Linked DNA regions of Homo sapiens: regions 1 and 2 are each linked to region 3. Evidence: chromatin loops called from intact Hi-C (ENCODE). Cell type or tissue: heart left ventricle. All regions are shown on one strand. Region 1 overlaps PRDM11 (PR/SET domain 11). Region 2 overlaps PRDM11 (PR/SET domain 11). Region 3 has its middle 7.7 kb from the start of SYT13.

Region 1 (4,000 bases), 84 kb after region 3:
GGGGGGAAGAGTGGGAAGGGGGTGAGGGATAAAAGACTACTAATATGGAATCTGCATCTTTAAATCACTGCAGCACATGCTGACAGGCTGAAGAAACTGGCAGGACAGTGCAGAGCAGGAGAGCCACCTCTGCAACCAGCCCTGCTGTCCCCCTGTCCCCCAAGGCAGGCTTCCAGTTCAGTCACATCGTGCTCCCATCCACAGGGGCCATCGGACAGACTGCTCCTTGCAGCCGGACACAGGGAGGGGGCCCAGCCTCTGCACATGTGGGTCCTGCTTTCTGGTGACCAAGGGTATGGGCTGATCCCTGTGGCAGGATTAAATGATGTATGGGCTGACCCTACTGACAGGCAAGCCCTCCCTGCCTGGATCTGCGGACTCAACTCAGAACCACCCCCCAGGAAGGTGATGGGGAGGACAGACAGGTTTATCTTACAGTTACCTCATGCCTCCCAGGGGTCCTGGGGGCTCACTTGGGCCAGCTTGGTAAGAGTCCTGTGTCTCTTGGCAGTGTTTGGTGGGACAGCAGCCATCCCCTGAGATCCCAGAGACCTGTCTAGCATGGCCAGTGTTGGAAGGAGTGAGACCCGGCGAGGTGATGCTGCTCCTTCCCTCCCAGGTCCCCGTTCTGCCAAGCCCCTGGCCGAGTGCTGCCGCAGCTGGCCACTGCCAGGAAAAGGAGGGCTGTGAGCCTGCCATGGGGGTGAGCGGGCTCTGCCTGATGGCACACTCGGGCTCCCTGCCAGCCCAGGTTACCTTTGGTGGCCTCATTACATTCAGTCTCAGGGAGATGGAGGGGTGAGCGGAGCAGGATGCAGGGAACAGGCTTTACTGGATGCTGACCCCCCCATTTTTTCTTATCACGGGGTGGAATCCTCTTAAGACTTAGGAAAACACTGATTCACAGGAAGCCAGCAGACCCGGGTTCAAGTCCTGCTTCTGAATTGAGCTCAGGGCCACCTTGGTTTTCAGAGCTTACTTTCTGCATTGCAAGGAAGTTGAACTAAATGGTCTCCATGTTCTTTTCCAGTCCTAAACATCTGACTCTGTGAACTGCCACCTGTCAGGAGCCCCAGCCAAACAGGAAGCAAGTGGATCACAATGGCAGGGGGCCCGGGAAGGGAAGGTGCAAGTGAGTCTTTGCAAAGCACCTTCCCATGGGCTGAGCCACGGCTGCTTCCCTGGGGCCCCTCCTGCCTGGCTCCCACCACTCACGAGCCGGTCAGGCAGACGGCCTCTAGTGGGGACTGCAGCTGGCGGGGCACGGGGGAGATGTGCAGAAGTGGAAAGGAAGGGTTGCAGTCCCTGCGGAGGCCTTTAGTGCTCCCCCTTCTGCTGAGCCCCAACTAGAACTCCAGCCCCAAGGGACACCCGCCTCGGCCGCTGGGGCCCTGGCTTCAAAGTGCATGTGAGACACAGGAAGTAGAGAGGAAAGGCAGGGACAAGTACAGAGGGAGAAGAGGGGTGGGGAGCGGGTGGCGGAGCAGCCAGGAGGATGGAGAGGGAGCTGAGAGGCAGCACACAGAAAAGTGGGGGCAGGCAGCGTGGCTCAGGCAGGGGAGTAATAATAGAGGAACAAAGCAGTCAGGACCAGACACAGAAAGGAACTGATCTTTCCATGGCCCGGCCCGGGCCTTCACAGCTTGGCCGCCTCGTCTCCAGCCCCCTCCCCCGCGCTGCTACACTTGGGCTTTCCTGGCTTCTCACTGTTCCTGGAACGTGCCAAGCGCCTTCCTGATGCGGGGCCTCGTACATGCTGTTCTCTGCCTGCGCGCCTCCCCTCCCCTTCTCCGCGCCCCACGCTGCTGCCTGGCCTGGTTAACTCTTACTCTTCACATCCTAGTCCGCTGGACTTCTTCAGGGAGCCCTCCCCAGTCCCCAGTGGAGCCAGTTTTACCCACTCCTTAACTCTCAGACAGAGCTGCTACATAACCTGCAGGGTCAAATGCAAAATGAAAACGTGGGGCCCCTGGCTCAAAAACTATGAAGAATGTCCAGATGGCGACAGCAGAGCCTGAAACCCCGCGGCCCCTGTGACTGTTCAGGTTGCATGCTCATGAAGTCAGCCCTGCTCTCGGGACCTCCTGGACTCCTGTGTCCTCCATCCCTTCGTTTCCAGTTTACTCGTGCAATTATTTAACGTTGGTTTATTCCTAGGAGTCCAGGGTCTCCCCAAGAGCAGGGCCTGCGTGGGGTTTACACACAGCTGTCTTCCCAGCTCCTAGCACGGCTCTGGCACGGAGATGCTCAGTAAATATTCGAGAATGAATGCAAAAAGGGATGGAGAGGAGAAGAGTGGGAGAAGGAGGGGAGGATGGAAAGAGTGGGCTGGACAGAGAGGGACAGGAGAGAACCAGAGGGAAAGTCGGTGGGAGACTGTGGACTGTAAGCTGGGGGGCAGGCAGCCGGCTGGGTGGCGGGGGGGACTGGTGATACTCACAGCTGGTCGAAGGGCTGTCGGTGCCATCCAGTTCCGCCCTGGGGAAGCCGCGCCCTGCACGGGCCGTGAGCAGCGCCGACTTGATGGCCCTCTCGTGGGCCGTGAGCACGATGGTGGGGGCCCGGCCCCCGGCCCCAGGGCCCGACAGGGACTGCTGCATGAAGGCCAGCTTGTCCTTGGTCCTCCGTTTCATGTCATCCCATCTGTGCTTAATGTCCTTGACGGAGCGGGGCACCTGGCTGACGGAGGTGATTTTCCGGGCTATGCCTTCCCAAATCTTGTCCCTGTCAGCATGGGACAGCCGCATGGTCTCCCTCCCAAAGAGCACTGCTTCATGGTGGGTCACCTCTGTGACAAGAATGTCCAGCTCCTCCTTGGAGAACTTGGGCTTCCTCTTACGCTCAGCCAGGTGTGCCACATTCCTTGGGTTGAATATCCCACAAAGCACAATTGGGTAAATGACCGTCAATGCAGGTGGTTCTCCTTCCTAATTGCTGGCCCCCAGCTGGGGAGCCAGGAGGCACCTGGGGCAACCTGGCCCCCACCACACCCTCCTCCTACTGAGAGGTCCCTTCCACTACTCCTCGGAGGGGAGGGTGGAAAGAAGAGACGGCGTTACATGGGAGGGAGCACTGAACTCAGAGTCGAAGGCCTTGGTTTCAGGGCCTGCTTTAGCTCTTACTAGCGGTGAGAGCTAGGGCAGTTCATGTTCAACCTTTCACACCTTATTCTCCCTGTCCAGAATAACAACCACAACTCTTCGGGTTTATTACTAAGGAGGGAAACACATCATGATGTAAGGGGCTTAAAATCTCTTAAAGATAGCAGTAAAGGATCTTATTGAAATTAGGATTAGCCCATTGCCTCTATAAAGCGATATTTACCTACAGCCCTACAGCTGAATGAATGGCTCGGAAGAATACGTAACCAGGGAAACTATTTACACTGGCTACCGTTGGGTGTAGCAGTGACAATGCCATGATTAGGGTGTGGCCACAGAAAGCTTATTCTGCCTAGTGGCTCTCTTCCCCTTCCCCGTCCCGGTCAGTTCTCCAAGCCCCCACCTTTGCATATGTGCAGGCAAACAGGTTTCCTTCCCATGGGAGTGCTTTCTTCGGGGGTGGGCTGCTGTGACTTTTTGGTAGAATTTGAGAAGCCCACGACTGTCCTGAGGGAGTCAAGTTCCACTTTGGTGGACACCAGGGGGACCTGGGATTCCCTCTCAACTGAGCAGCCAGAGGCCCTGGGCAAGGGGCACAGCATGGCCCTTCCATCCCACTTGGCTCCTGCTCTGGCTTTGGAACTTGATTTCTCCACATCGTGGCTCTGTCACCCTTTTAACTAGTGATAAAAGGTGAAAAAATCCACCCAAGAGAGGACATGAGGGTATGGAGGAAAGCTCAGAGCGCATTCACTCCTTGGTTTCCTTCTGAAACCAAGAGGGGAAGGCCGGCGGCACCAACATCCTTCAGCCCTCACCTTCCTACTCAAGCACCCAAAACACCAGGGCCCAGAAGATGGGAAGAAGGCTGGGGGCCTCATTACCCAGTCCAAGATGGT
Region 2 (4,000 bases), 110 kb after region 3:
CCACCTTTCACTCAGCACATTCTCCCTAGGTTCTGCGCTCCACACCCACACCCCCACTGACCACCCATGCACAGGTGACTCACTAAGCAACATCTCCAAGCCTCCTCTCCAAGCTTCGGACCCATATATCCAACTGCCTACTTGACATCACCACTTGGATATCTTGTTGTTACTCCAAACTCAACAAGTCCCAAACCCAAATCATGATTTTTCCCTCAACCCAGTCCCCTTCCAGCCTCCTCCATTTCTCAGAGAAAGACACCATTAACAACCTGTTGGGAGACTGCAGATGTCCTTGATACCTCCTGCTCCCTTCCTTAGGCCAGTTAGTCTATGTCTAAGTCAGAGCTCTCCTCTCTGATACAGTTCACAAAGCAGTTCGTTTGGCTCCAAGTCTTTGCCCCAACCCTAGCCCAGTCTTCCACCATTGCCGACTACAGAACTCCCACACGCTCTACCTGGGGAAAGGGGTGTGGGTACCCATTCTTGACCAGCACCCCTGAGCTCAATCAGTTCTCCAGGCTGTAGCCAAAGTCATCTTTTCAAAACATAAATGTGACCAAGTCACTCCCCCAACTCCTACATTATTAAAAGGACAGAAGTCCTAATTTGGTCCACTGGGCCCTACAAAATCAAGCCTCCATCATCTCCAGGCCCCTGTGTGTGCTGCACTCCAGGCACACTGACCTTCATCCAGTAGCTCAGATGTACCATGCTCTCCTGCCACAGGGCCTTTGCTCTTGCTGTCCAAGGCATCTGGATGCACCTCTCCAATCTTCACCTGGTAGGCATTCACCTCCTTCAATCACAGCTCAACTAGCAGGAAGGCTTCTCTGACCTCTACCCATATTACCTCCCCTGGTTGTTCACTTTTTCCCAGTCTCACTGTTTCTCCATCACCCTCAGAGTTATTATTTGACATGGATTTGTCTTAGTCTTTGATTAATTCTATCTTTCCCACAGAGAACTCCATGAAGGCAGGATTTATCTGATTGCCTTATCTGGCCCACCACTGTATTTCCAGGGCCAGCCCAGTGCCTGGCACAAAGGAGATACTCAAGAAGTGTTTTTGTAGTGAATAAGGATCTTCTTACCCTCTAGAATGCTTTTCTCTATTACCCCACCCTCCCCTATCTCTGTCTAGTAGCTCAAGCATGATTCCTTAAAGTTGCTTTGGTAACCCTTCCTCCTCATACCCTTGAAAACCCCTCTTCCTCATCTTTGCAACCCATCTATTGATAGTACCCTGTGTTGCAACTGATATCACATGTGTACCTGCTTGTTCAATGCCTGTCTTCCTACCAGATCGTCTGCTCCCTGAGGGCAGGAACCATGTCTGTCTTGTTGAAGGGTTTACCCCCAGCACCTAGCCCAGAGCCTGATATTACTGGTTTGGAAGTGGGAAGTCATGCTCTGCATCCCCAAAGGCCAGCTCCGAGTCACCCACTCTAGAAGATCGGTTGGTTCAATACTGCCCAATGGTCCACCAGACACACACATGAGGATTCATGGGGAAATTGCCCTGAGTTCTGCTTGGTGATTTCCTGATCTGCTGACTACTGCCAGGTGGGTGCTCTCAGCATTGCCCTTGGACACCAAGCGTTGCAGCCACTCAGCCGGGGCCAGGGGACAGCAAGATCCATCATCGACAGGTCCAGAAGCGATGGTAGAAAAGTTCTGGGGCCAAGCTGGGCCAGTATGGCTCCCCCTGGTGGTTTCCTTCCATGTTTCTTGGCAACCTCTCCCATGAATAGCCCAGGGCACACTCACCAGCCAGGAGAAGAAGCCAGCTGATTTGTCCTGGGTGGAGATCTGCCCCTCATAGGGGCCGAAGATGTGGCCCTTGGGGATGACCTCGTTTACACATCGCACGTCACTCTCTCCACTAGTGTCCTTGACCACCTCCATGCCCTGTGGGATGGTGAGCGCCGCCCGGTCTGGGATGCCCACGGGCACCGGTGTGTCAGACACAAACACCGGGGGGCCATGGTTTGGGCATTCATCCACGAAGTACTCCTGGCAGGACTCACAGACTGGAGGGATGGAAAGAGAAGGGAGGGCCTCAGTTGTTGCAGGGAGGTAAGACCCCCATGGGGGAGGTAGAGGGGCTGACAGGAGGCCCACTCATGGACAGCCAGCTGCAGGCCCCAGGGTCATCGGTAGCAATAACCCATACTCTCCCTGGGGGCTCCAAGAACAGGCCTGCCTACGTCAAGGAGGCCAGCAGCTACCTTTGTCTCAAGTTTTAAAAAACTGGAAGAAAGAGCATGGCTTTGGAGTCCAAGTGCAACTGTACCCCTTTGGGCCAGAGGACTCGAGGCGTGGGATACTTAACCCTCACCAAGACTCAGTGTGCTATCTGGAAAATGGGGCTAACAATAGCCATTTGGATGGCTAATGATGATGACGAACCAAGGCCTGGACCTGGGCCTGGTATATTGCAGGTGAGGACCTATCTTAGTAGCATTGTTGTGAATTCCCTAGCCAGGAATGGGGCGATGGGGGTGAAGGGAGGAGCAGCCCAGAGCCCCAAGCTCCACTTACACCAGAAGTCCACTTGCTGGAAGCTTTTGGGCACGATGAGGTCGCGCTTCCCCTTCAGTTTCTTGGGCTCAACTTCCATGGCCGAGGAGTCCGGTCTCCTAGAGCTGGCCAGGGCAGAGGCCCGCAAAGAAAGCAAAGAAGTCATCAGAGAGTGAGAGCCCAGTGGGGACAAAAGCTGGGGACCTGGCCAGGAGACCGAGAAGATGTGGGGTGGGCAGAGGAGTCCCAGCCAGCCTGCTGTTCAGTGCAGGAGGTGGTGGAAAAACTGGAGGATTGAGATGCGAGCACAGACCTCCCTAGGCCACTGCTTGGATTTTTCTAGAGCCTGCGCCCAGGAGCTGCCGGGAGCAGGGTTAGGGAAGGTGGGCAAGGAGTGAGAACGTTTCCCAGGGTTCCCAACCAACCGAGCCCAGGCACCTCCCACTCCCACTTCTCCCTCTCCAGTTCCCACACAGGGGCCTCACCAGGGCTGGCCATACTCCTGGTCTCGGAGTGGTGAGCAGACCTCCGTCTTCACCACCGTCACCATATCCCCCACGGCTGCATTGGTCTGGGCCAAGCACTCCTTCATGTTCTCGGTCATTCTGTCCTGGGACGCAGGAGGTGGGACCAGCACAGGAAGAGGATCAAAGAAACAGGGGAAGAGGAGTGAGCGGCGGAGAGGGCAAGTGGGGGTCTCGCGGAGTCTGGTTACCCTCCCTGCCATCCCCAGAGGAAGCACTTGAGAACACAGACAACAAAAACAGCTGTAGCCCGGCCAAGAGGAAATGCCGTTTCTATCCCGGGCTGGTCCTGGGGACGACTGGAGCCACCAGCCCCATGGGGTCAGGAGCCTAGAGCAGCTCAGGCCAGGAGGCCGCGCTGGGAAGCATAGCCTGGACCCCTAGACCAAAGGGCAAAGGGCAGGAGGATCCCACATGAGCCTGGGCGCAAAACTGCAAAGGGGAGAAGGGAGGGTTCACAACTCAAGCCCAACTTGGGCCAAGGGGTAGTGGGCAGACCGAACGGGCCCTCAGCGCCTGGCAGGGCAGCCCCTCACCCTGGGACTGCCGGGAGCGCAGCCAGGCCCCTTTGCCAGCTCAGAGCAGGTACAGGCAGGGCCTGGGGGCGCTGGCGAGGGCCAGCCAGGGCTCCAGCCCCACCCGACTCTCTCAAGGGGACACTCCCCAGCCCGCCGCTTACCGCCCTCCACCACCGCGCCGGGCTTCAGCCCCTCCCTCGGCACCCCGGGGTCCTCATGCCAAGCCCGGGGACACTCTTCGGGGCGAGGGTGGCACGCAGCCTGGGGCTGGGACGGCGCTGGGCCCTGGGACTGGGCGAGCGGCGTGTGTGACTCACTACCCGGGGCCCCGCTGGCCACACCCCTGCTCCTCGGCTAATCAGCCCCCTGCTCCCCACCGGGGCCCCAAAGCCGGCGGCGGCGACTGGGAGGGGTGCGGGGAAACGTGACGGCCTG
Region 3 (4,000 bases):
AAAGAGAGGGAATGTTGCCTTTGTTCATTCCTGAGACGTTTATGTTAATTATGAACACTTGAAAGTTTGAGGCCAAGACTTGAAATGTCATTAGTGTTATGAGCAATAAATAAATAACTCAGTTTTTATGACAGAACTGGAGCAAAGGATGAAGGTTCAGATTTTATTAATCTTCAACACTAGACCCATGGGTGATCCCTGAATCAGCCTCTCTTGAGTTGGGGCCTGGAAATCAGCATTTTGCAGACCACTCCAAGTAATGTTTATTCATGGTGTTGAATCTCTTCCTAATTAGAATTAACTTCCAGGCCGGTTGATTAACATAAAGTGTAATGATGATATGGATTACAATAAACATCTTGTCATTTATCTAGCACTTAAGCAATCTTCAAAGTACTTCTCACTGATTATTTGATTCTGTTTTCACAATAATTCCCCAACTGCCTCTGGTATCTGCTCCATGACACCACATTGGCCCTGGCTTTGCCTATAAAGTTCCACAAATTCACCAGTTTGATTTTGGGTCTGAGATTCCTTCTCCAACATGCTATTAAGTCTTTGTCAAAAGTCTCCCAAATTCCTCCTGCTCCATCTGGAAGCCCACCCTGATTTGAGTAAGGTGAAAAGAGCTCACTTTCCCCTTGGGCCCTTCACTAACCAGCTGAGAAATAAACCCATGAATGGCTTGGGAAGTAGCAGAGAGCCTGAAGTGAACCCTAGACAGAGTCAGGAGGCCTGGGAGCCAGCTCAGAAATCTCCTCTCTTGACCTTGGTGTTCTCATCTGTAAAACGAGGCTGTAGATCACCATCGGTGGTCTCACACTGCTTTGGGGGTGGCTCTGACTGTCCCTAGAGGCTGATGGTGTGTACAGTGGGGAGGAGGGCTCGGGGATGCAGTGATCCCAGGGGATTCTTTCCCCCACCTTCTTTCCATCACAGCACCCTGTCTTTTATTCTGAATTCCCACATAAAACTATAGCGGAGTTTTCAAATAACAATGAAAAGTGCCTCTCCTGGACTATAGGACCTTGAGGTTTCCTTTCAGCCCTAACCCTTCAAAATAGTGGTAATAATTTCCAATAGTACAGTGCCAACCACATGCCAGGCATTGTGTGAACCACATCATGCCCATTGTATCACTTCATTCTCTCCATTTAATGGATGGCAAAACTGAGCCCCACCAAGATAAAGTGCATTGTCAGAGGCCACCCAGCTGGTTCCTTTGTGGAACTCGAATTCACTGGAGGGTAGACTGATCTGGCTTAACCACGACACAGTGAGAGTTTCCAGCTTGCCTGCCACTAGCGCAGGCTATGACACAGGATAGAGTGGCCAGGGGCTCTGGCCACGGCTCCTCCCATTTCAGCCCTGGAGCAGTTTACACAGTGCCAGGGGTTTCTGGACTCTCCCTTTGCCCCCCCACCCCACCACCACAAGGTATGGGGAGAAGGGGAGCAGTGGTGTGAGCTTGCAAAGGGGCTGTGTGTGAAGGTGCAGTGAAGCCTCAGGGTTTGGGTTAGGGCCCACAGGGCAGGGCTGTGGGTCAGGGACAGGGCTCCTGTCTGTCCACTTGACATATGTATTGAAGTGCTGTGATGTGCCAGGCACTGCTCTAGGGCTGGAGATACACTGCTAGACAACTCAGGCCCTACGCCTGCCTTCCTAGGGCCTCTATTCCAGAAGAGGAACTCAGATCATCAGCAAGATAAATTAGACAGGTAAGGAGAATTAGAAGGAATATTAAATAATGACACGTGCTAAGGGTTTGAAAAAGTAAGGCGATGGGGAACAGGGAGCGATGGGACAATGGGTGGAGAGCTGGTAATTTTACATAAAGGGCAAAGAAGGCCTCATAGGGAGAGGTAAAGGTCTGGGAGTCATCCGGGCATGGTGGCTCACGCCTATAATCCCAGCAGTTTGGGAGGCCAAGGTGGGTGGATCACCTGAGGTCAGGAGTTCAAGGTCAACCTGGCCAATATGGTGAAACCCTGTCTCTACTGAAAATACAAAATTAGCTGGGGGTGGTGGCAGGCGCCTGTAATCCCAGTTACTTGGGAGGCTAAGGCGGGAGGTTTGCTTGAACCCAGGAGGTGGAGGTTGCAGTGAGCCAAGATCGTGCCACTGCACTCACTCCAGCCTGGGCAATAAAGCCAGACTCCGTCTCAAAAGGAAAAAAAAAAAAAAAAAAAAAAAAAAAGGACTGGGAGTCAAGACCTAGGGGAGGATTCATTTCCCTCCACATCCTCCGGGTGGCAGCATCTTCCAATTCGTGGGGCAGTGCTGGTGGTTCCTCCTCCCCGCCATAGAGTATTCTTGCTCAGTCTATCTAAAAATGCCGTTTAAAATGGGGGAATCCTAGAAACAAAACATGAAGAATTTGGGGGATGTGACTATTATTATATTTTTTGATCTAGGCGCTGGGTAAACAGATGAGTTCACATTTTGAAAATCCACCATGCTATGCTTATGACCTATGCACTTTTCATCTGTAGGTTATACTTCTGTAAGTTCAAAATGACACACACTTTAAACATTGTATTTTAATCTAAATCATAGTTTGCATTAGTTTCCCCAAATTTTGATGATTAGACTCTGTGTCAAAACGTTTTAAATTTCTAAATACATTAGTACAGACAAAATGCTCAGAGCCAAGCCTGATGTGTAGGAAGCACTTAATAAACGTTAGCACTGTTACCTTGTGTGCATATCCATGATGCCTCATTTATGATTTCCAGTCCTGCATTCTCTGCAGTAGAGGAAGAACTTGGAGACACTTTCCTGGCAATCTGATGGCAGCGTCCTTCTAGAATTTTGTGAGTTGTCCCAACCTTTTACAGATAACTTGCTCATATCTATTTTAACAGCAGTTCTAAAAGCAACTTACCCTAATGGGTCTTTGCAAAGCACTCACCTTAGTTCTCACAGAACTAACTTTCCTTTATACTTCTATGTCATTAGTTTACATATCAGTTAATTAAAGTCTATAAATCAATAATGAGATCAACTGGCATAAAAAGATACTGAGACAGACACAACTAACTCTTTGAGTGAGTAGACGACTCCATTGGAGGGGGAAAAAGAGCAATGAGAGAAGAGGCTGAGGGCATCAGGCAGCAAGTTCTCCAGAAGGAGTGGATAGCTTGGGCCAATCTGGAAAGTTGGTTGAGTGGAGGTTGGTTCAGAGAACTAATTTTGTACCCTTCTCAAGTGTTGGAGTCTGTAAGATTGATTCTTGTACAATTGTTAATGAGCTGGTGTATCTATTAGGCATTGCTGGAAGTACTGGTAACACTGCCTTTGGGAACCAGGAATGATAATCCAAGCCATTTGTTGTGCAGCTTCCATGTGCCAGGCCCTACGCTTACAGAAATTAGCGCTACGTATTTTCACAGCAATCCTGTCAAGGAGACTATCATCTCCCCATTTGTATCAGCCCTTGACACATAGCACTCTAAAATTTAGTGGCTTAAAATGACTTATAATTTTAATTTAGCTCATTTTTCTGTGGGTTGGCTCTTTGGCTGGGCTCAGCGGGGTGGGTTTTCTAGTTTTATCCGGATTCAGTCATGAGCTCTGATTCCGGGAACTGGCTTGCGTTGGGGTCATGGGAATAACAAGCTCACTTAATCTCTCATCCTCCTACAAGATAGTTTGGGCTTCTTTACATGGTGGCTGGGCAGGATTCTATGATGGAGAATGGAATCTTCCAGGATCTCTCAAGACCTAGGCTTAGAATTTGGCACGATGTGACTTCCACCACAGTCAATTAGCCAAAACAAATCACAAGGCCAGCCCAGATTAAGAAGTGGATCAATAGACTCAACCTCTTTGCAAAGTCACATTGCAAAAGGGTGTGGACACAGGAAAGGGAATAATTGCAACCACATTTCCAAATCATTTATCACCCACTTTCTGCAAATAAATGAAAGTTTAATCAGTTTAAGCTAATTCGTCCATCCAGAGACTCCCAGCTAATAAGCAATAGAGCTAGAATAACACA

What was found. Peaks named below come from ENCODE experiments on the same cell type or tissue, not always from the same donor. Only the 100,000 strongest peaks of a DNase experiment are listed, where the experiment ranks them.
Region 1: it touches region 3 in a loop (2.2-fold over the local background); 9 of 110 quality-filtered maps call a loop at or near these places.
Region 2: a loop joins it to region 3, with 3.0 times the contacts of the local background. A loop is called at or near these places in 14 of 110 quality-filtered maps.

Annotation. Positions count from the first base shown.
Region 1 is chr11:45,207,736-45,211,735 of GRCh38, reverse strand. All of the region lies in intron 5 of PRDM11 (PR/SET domain 11), which reads right to left. Among named protein-coding and RNA genes, the nearest start is that of PRDM11, 63 kb to the right of the region's middle. RefSeq lists enhancers at 94-840, 841-1,588, 1,589-2,336. In heart left ventricle, no CTCF peak of the experiment used is centred here; DNase peaks (open chromatin) are centred at 687, 1,225 and 1,725; H3K4me3 peaks cover 1,170 bases; H3K27ac peaks cover 1,751 bases.
Region 2 is chr11:45,180,894-45,184,893 of GRCh38, reverse strand. PRDM11 (PR/SET domain 11) reads right to left here. Exons shown (of 8, transcript NM_001384648.1): 2 at 3,009-3,133; 3 at 2,545-2,648; 4 at 1,771-2,033. The coding sequence starts at 3,127. Among named protein-coding and RNA genes, the nearest start is that of PRDM11, 36 kb to the right of the region's middle. RefSeq lists an enhancer at 2,641-3,372. In heart left ventricle, a CTCF peak has its summit at 1,706 (motif pointing left); DNase peaks (open chromatin) are centred at 3,386 and 3,873; H3K4me3 peaks cover 936 bases; H3K27ac peaks cover 1,318 bases.
Region 3 is chr11:45,292,034-45,296,033 of GRCh38, reverse strand. No RefSeq gene overlaps it. Among named protein-coding and RNA genes, the nearest start is that of SYT13, 7.7 kb to the right of the region's middle. In heart left ventricle, a CTCF peak has its summit at 2,262 (motif pointing right); a DNase peak (open chromatin) is centred at 2,293.